Linked DNA regions of Homo sapiens: region 1 is linked to region 2. Evidence: chromatin loops called from intact Hi-C (ENCODE). Cell type or tissue: PC-3. All regions are shown on one strand. Each heading gives the region's core, and the rest is flanking DNA. Links, peaks and the distances in the headings are about the cores only.

Region 1 (2,802 bases), core at 33-2,532, 76 kb before region 2:
CAGCCTCCTGAATAGCTGGGATTACAAGAAGCTGCCACCATGCCAGCTAATTTTTGTATTTTTAGTAGAGATGGGGTTTCGCCGTGTTAGCTAGGCTGGCCTTGAACTCCTGGCTGCAAGTGATCCACCCACTTCAACCTCCCAAAGTGCTGAGATTACAGGCATGAGCCACCGCACCCAGCCTGAGAAACTTTAAAAACATACTGACAAGCACTTGGGGATGCCGAGGAAGGAAGATTACTTGAAGCCAGGAGTTCGAGAACAGCCTGGGCAACAAAGCAAGACCTCCATACAAAAAATAATAATACAAAATATAATTGAAAAAGTTATCCAGGTGCACTGGCATGCATCTGTAGGCCCAGCTACTTGGGAGGCTGAAGCGGGAGGACCACATGAGCCCAGGAGTTTGATGTTGCATTGAGCTATGCTCGCGCAACTGTACTCCAGCCTGGACGACAGAGCATCTCTAAAAATAAAAAAAATTTAAAAACATACTGAACCCTAAGCCCCACCTCAGTCCATCTGGAAATCAGAATCTCTGGGGAGTAAGCATTTTAGATGCTCTCCAGGTAATATATTGTGCGGCTAACGTTGAAAACCGCTGATCCCTAGGGAGCAATATATGAAGTATCTGCTGATTTCTGGCCAACCAGACTAGAAATGTCATCATTTAAGCGATGCATCAATATATGAATCTTTTCTATAGGATATGTTCATTTTATTAAGCAAGGTTTTTCACTGAACTTATTTATTCTACAGAAATATATCTAATTTAGATGTGTGCATTACACAAAGTTTCCCTCTCTCTTAGCATTTGGCACACCCCAGCTGGCAACCCCATTCTCTTATACTTACCCCAGATTTCCATTTGCTGGACTGGAAATGCACTGTGGAAATCCACAAAGAGAAAAAGCAGCAGAGTTTGTCCTTGAGGATCCATAGTCTGAGACTGATCCTCCTCACTGGATTCCACCTGATAACTCACATCTGGAAGCACCAAATCTAGAGGACAAGATATTACACGAATTTCTAAGATAAGTAAAGCTCTTGAAATACAAAGTGACTACAGAACCTGTATTCTGAACAAAGAAGGATCTGAGAATAGGAGATCTAAATCTGAACACCCATTTACCCTCCTGAACCTGTTTCTCTATCCACATGATGGAAGCAAATCATAATGACTCACAGGAAGAACATTAAAATAGTAACTATGTGTGTAAAATGCAAGCCAAACAGCACTCCTTTACATTACTGAGAAGCTCTACACAATAAATTCATTGATTCCTTGTACAACTTTCTAAGGCAGGTATGGCTGGTAAGAGGTTAGATTCACCTGAGTGTAATGACAACAGCTAATTTGTGTTATGTGCCAGGTACTGCATCAAATGCTTATGTACTATTTCAACATTTAGACTTCACAACAACAGTATCGGATAGAACCTATTCTTATGCCCTTTTACAGATAAGAAAAGAGGCACAGATAGGTTAAATACCTCGTCCAACGGGAGCCAGTAGGTGGTGGAACTGAGTTCTAGACTTTGCTAGACTGACTAAAAAACCTGTTCTCTTAGCCCCAATACTATATATTTGTATCCCCAAATGTAATCCATTGCCCAGTGGTCACTTTCTAGCACCTTGATCCTTTAGAATACAATCAGGATAGTCCCATATTTCAGATCCATGTAGAGAAGTACCTCCATGTGGATCCTGGTTCTGTCCTTTAGAGTAATAAGGGAGGGAGATGAGAGGACATTTCCTACGTTATTCATTTCCAAAGTTAACTGAGAAAGTTCAGGACCATGAATTGGCAAAAAACTAAACCAGCAAAGCCCAAAAACAAAAATGAAAGAGAAAAGGAGGTATGGCGATCCCTAGAAATTCACCAGTCATATCTCTATTCGAAATCGGTGGAGTCTATCATTCCCTCTAAGATACTGCCCCATCCCAGTAGGCTTCAATGTTCTCATACCAGTCATAGCCGCAGAATACCTCTTCCCTACTGGTCGTCTTCTTCAGGAGCCAGACGACCAGACTACCTTCTAAATTTCAAAGGATTCTAGTTAGAACAGTCAATCTCAAAACTGCAACCCCTCCTAGATATCAGCCCATGGTCGCATACTCCAATTTCCCAGTTTTATTAGCTCAGTTATTAACCTCCAGCTTTTAGCATGATTCACCCAAAGCTGGTGTGGTTAGAGCTTATGGGAATATTACAGCCAGCTTCCTAGGCCTAATACTATTACATCTTGCATTTGTATGCGTTTTAACTTTTTCTAAGGAATTTTATGTGGATTTTCTCAGTTCATTATGAAGCATTTCTCTTCCACAGTAGTTCAGAGGTATCATTGCTCCCTTACTCACCTTTGTAAAGGCCCAGAGTTGACAGATTAGGTACATTAGAAATCCTCTGAACAAGTATCTAACAGAAGGACCAGGAATAGAGGAGGCAGCAGAGGAAGTAAGAGGAGAACCAGTATCAACATGCAATGCCAGGCCGGGTGCGGTGGCTCACACCTGTAATACCAGCACTTTGAGAGGCTGAGACAGGTGGGCCACTTGAGGTCAGGAGTTCAAGACCAGCCTGGCCAACATGGGGAAACTCTGTCTCTACCAAAAATACAAAAAACTATTAGCCAGGCATGGTGGTAGGCACCTGTAATCCCAGCTACTCGGAAGGGTGAGGCAGGAGGATCACTTGAACCCGGGAGGCGGAGGTTGCAGCCAGCCAAGATCATACCACTGCACTCCAGCCTGGGCAACAGAGCAAGACTCTGTCTCAAACAAAACAAAAACAAAAACAAG
Region 2 (2,802 bases), core at 190-2,689:
GAAACTTAGAATCATGGCAGAAGGGGAAGTAAACAGATACTTCTTCACATGGCAGCAGGAAGGGGAAGAATGAGTGCCCAGTGAAGGGGGAAGCCCCTTATAAAACCATCAGATCTCTTGAGAACTAATTCACTATCAGAAGAACAGGATGAGGGAAACTGCCCCCATGATTGAATTATCTCCGCCTGGTCCCTCCCATGACACATGGGGATTATGGGAACTACACTTCAAGATGAGATTTGGATGGTCACACAGCCAAACCATATCACATGTCTACTTTGGATATCTTGTTTATTCCAAAAAGAAACCCTCTGTCTGAGACACACTCCCTGCCCCCCTATAAGAAGAGCCCAAGACTGATTCTGACCCAAACTCAAGGGTTTGAGTGGAACCAGAACATCCTAGGGAGTGCTGCCAGATGAACAATGACATTTTAGGGACTGTTGAGCTTTCCTTTTGAATGTGCCCTCTCTGTGTCTCCTAGACACTTCTTAAGGCCCCACCTTGTTTCTTAGGCTCCCCTAGAGCTTTCAAATGCCCTAAAGAGGCTGACCCTAGGAACTTAAGTAGAAAATATCCTTGAGGTCCGCCTTTCCAAGCTGATGCAAAAGGAAGTCCATTTGAAGACTCCCTCCCCTGGGAAAGAACCAAGCAACTATTAAGCTGTTTCCCATCCAGACAGTAGGAAAGGGTTAACTGCTTCTCTCGGGTCCTGAGCAAAGTCTGTCCCATACCAGTTCCCATAACCGGGTTTCCTGAAATGGAGCAGGTCCCAGGTGACTCTCCACTAATCACATCCTTGGAAATGGGGCCATGAGGCTCAGATTAGCTCATCCCTTCACCTTCTTGAGGCCTTCTCCACCTGGAGCACAGAATCTGGGGCAGCTTCACCACTCACCTCCCTCTGCTTTCTTATCAGGGGTCAGACAGGGATGTTCTAGCAGAGGAATATTATTGGGCTAATGGGGGCAACTAGAGGCCATAATGGTGCTGACTTTTGTGCAATTCTTGGACTACAGCATCTGTTCTTCCCCTTTCTAAGACTTAGGGGAAAAGAGAGATTCTTTTCCTGGGACAGTACCAAAGTTTATATAACTCGAGTATTTCGTTCTTCACCCCCATTCCCTGTTTTCTTCCTCTCCTTGAATAACTGACTATGATACTGACTAACTTCCTGTTCTTCCTGGCCAAGTCACCCTTTGCACAAAGTCTGATTTCTCATCCACCAGTAGCAGGTGCTGGGCCAGCCCAGGAGATTTCATTCCTTTCCTATTATTGTCCAATTTTTCCTCTGCCTAGATAGCCAATAAAATCTACATCACAAAGTGGTTCTGCCCTGTGTAACTGGCTTTTTTTTGAAGGAGTTTTGTTCTTGTTGCCTGGGCTGGAGTGCAGTGGCAGGATCTCGGCTCACTGCAACCTCCATCTCCTGGGTTCAAGCTATTCTCCTGCCTCAGCCTCACGAGCAGCTGGGATTACAGGCATGCATCACCGTACCTGGCTAATTTTTGTATTTTTAGTAGAGACAGGCTTTCACCATGTTGGCCAGGCTGGTCTCGAACACCTGACCTCATGTGATCTGCCTGTCTCAGCCTCCTAAAGTGCTGGGGGGATTACAGGCGTGAGCCACTGCGCCCAGGCTATAATTGGCTTTTTACCTTATCTCTAAGTAGGGCTGGATTTGTCCTGCCAGCTGATGTCCACTGGAAGAGAAGTATTCTTTGTGACTTAGAAACCTTGGGAATGCAAACAGCACTGTAATGTGGTCACATATGGTCAAGTAAACCTATTGATCCAAAGACCAGATGATCAACTGTATTTGAAAGACAGGTAGGCTAATTGAGACAAAAATTCTTCCAGCAGCCTCATTAAAGAGGACATTGACTCCACATATTCTAAAACTCTCAGATTGTTTCATAGACATTATTTTAACTATATTCCTGGGAGAATTTTCCTATTTTAGCTATGGAAAACTAAAATATAACACCTAAAGAGAGGTAAAATGGGAAAAGAATTGAGACATCCTGACTGTGTGTGATTACAGTACTCCGAAGCACTTTGCCAGGGATACAGGTGTACAGTCTTTAAAGCTAGTTTTCTGGAACCTTAGTTGAGCTGATTTTTCACCGATCTCTAAAAGTTGACTTGGCTGTGCACAGTGGCTCACGCCTGTAATCCCAGCACTTGAGGAGGCCTAGGCAGGAGGATTGCTTGAGCCTAGGAGTTGGAGACCAGCCTGGACAACATAATGAGACCTCATCTTTAAAAAAATTAAAACTTAGGCCCGGCACGTTGGCTCACGCCTGTAATCCCAGCATTTGGGGAGGCTAAAGTGGGCAGATCGCTTGAGCTCGGGAGCCCAAGACCAGCCTGGCCAACATGGCAAACCCTGCCTTTACAAAAAATAAATTAGGCAGGCATGGTGGTGAGCACCTATAGTCCCAGCTACTCATGAGGCTGAGGTGGGAGGATTGCTTGAATCTGGGAAGCAGAGGTTGCAGTGAGCTGAGATTGGGCTGCTGCACTCCAGCCTGGGCAACAGAGTGAGACACTGTCTCAAAAAATAATAATAATGGCCAAGCGCAGTGGCTCACGCCTGTAATCCCAGCACTTTGGGAGGCCGAGGCAGGCAGGTAATGAGGTCAGGAGATAGAGACCATCTTGGCCAACATGGTGAAACCACATCTCTACTAAAAATACAAAAATTAGCCGGGCGTGGTGGCGAGCACCTGTAGTCCCAGCTACTCAGAAGACTGAGGCAGGAGAATTGCTTGAACCCGAGAGGTGCAGGTTATAGTGAGC

Evidence for each region. Peaks named below come from ENCODE experiments on the same cell type or tissue, not always from the same donor. Only the 100,000 strongest peaks of a DNase experiment are listed, where the experiment ranks them.
Region 1: a loop joins it to region 2, with 3 times the contacts of the local background. A loop is called at or near these places in 10 of 110 quality-filtered maps.

The regions. Positions count from the first base shown.
Region 1 is chr11:66,814,253-66,817,054 of GRCh38, reverse strand. TOP6BL (TOP6B like initiator of meiotic double strand breaks) reads right to left here. Exons shown (of 15, transcript NM_001302084.2): 9 at 856-1,002. Among named protein-coding and RNA genes, the nearest start is that of RCE1, 28 kb to the left of the region's middle. In PC-3, for the core only: no CTCF peak of the experiment used is centred there; a DNase peak (open chromatin) is centred at 1,214; H3K4me3 peaks cover 1,342 bases; H3K27ac peaks cover 2,238 bases.
Region 2 is chr11:66,738,586-66,741,387 of GRCh38, reverse strand. It overlaps a transcript of SPTBN2 not described here. Among named protein-coding and RNA genes, the nearest start is that of TOP6BL, 4.8 kb to the left of the region's middle. In PC-3, for the core only: a CTCF peak has its summit at 1,250; a DNase peak (open chromatin) is centred at 1,227; H3K4me3 peaks cover 384 bases; H3K27ac peaks cover 1,318 bases.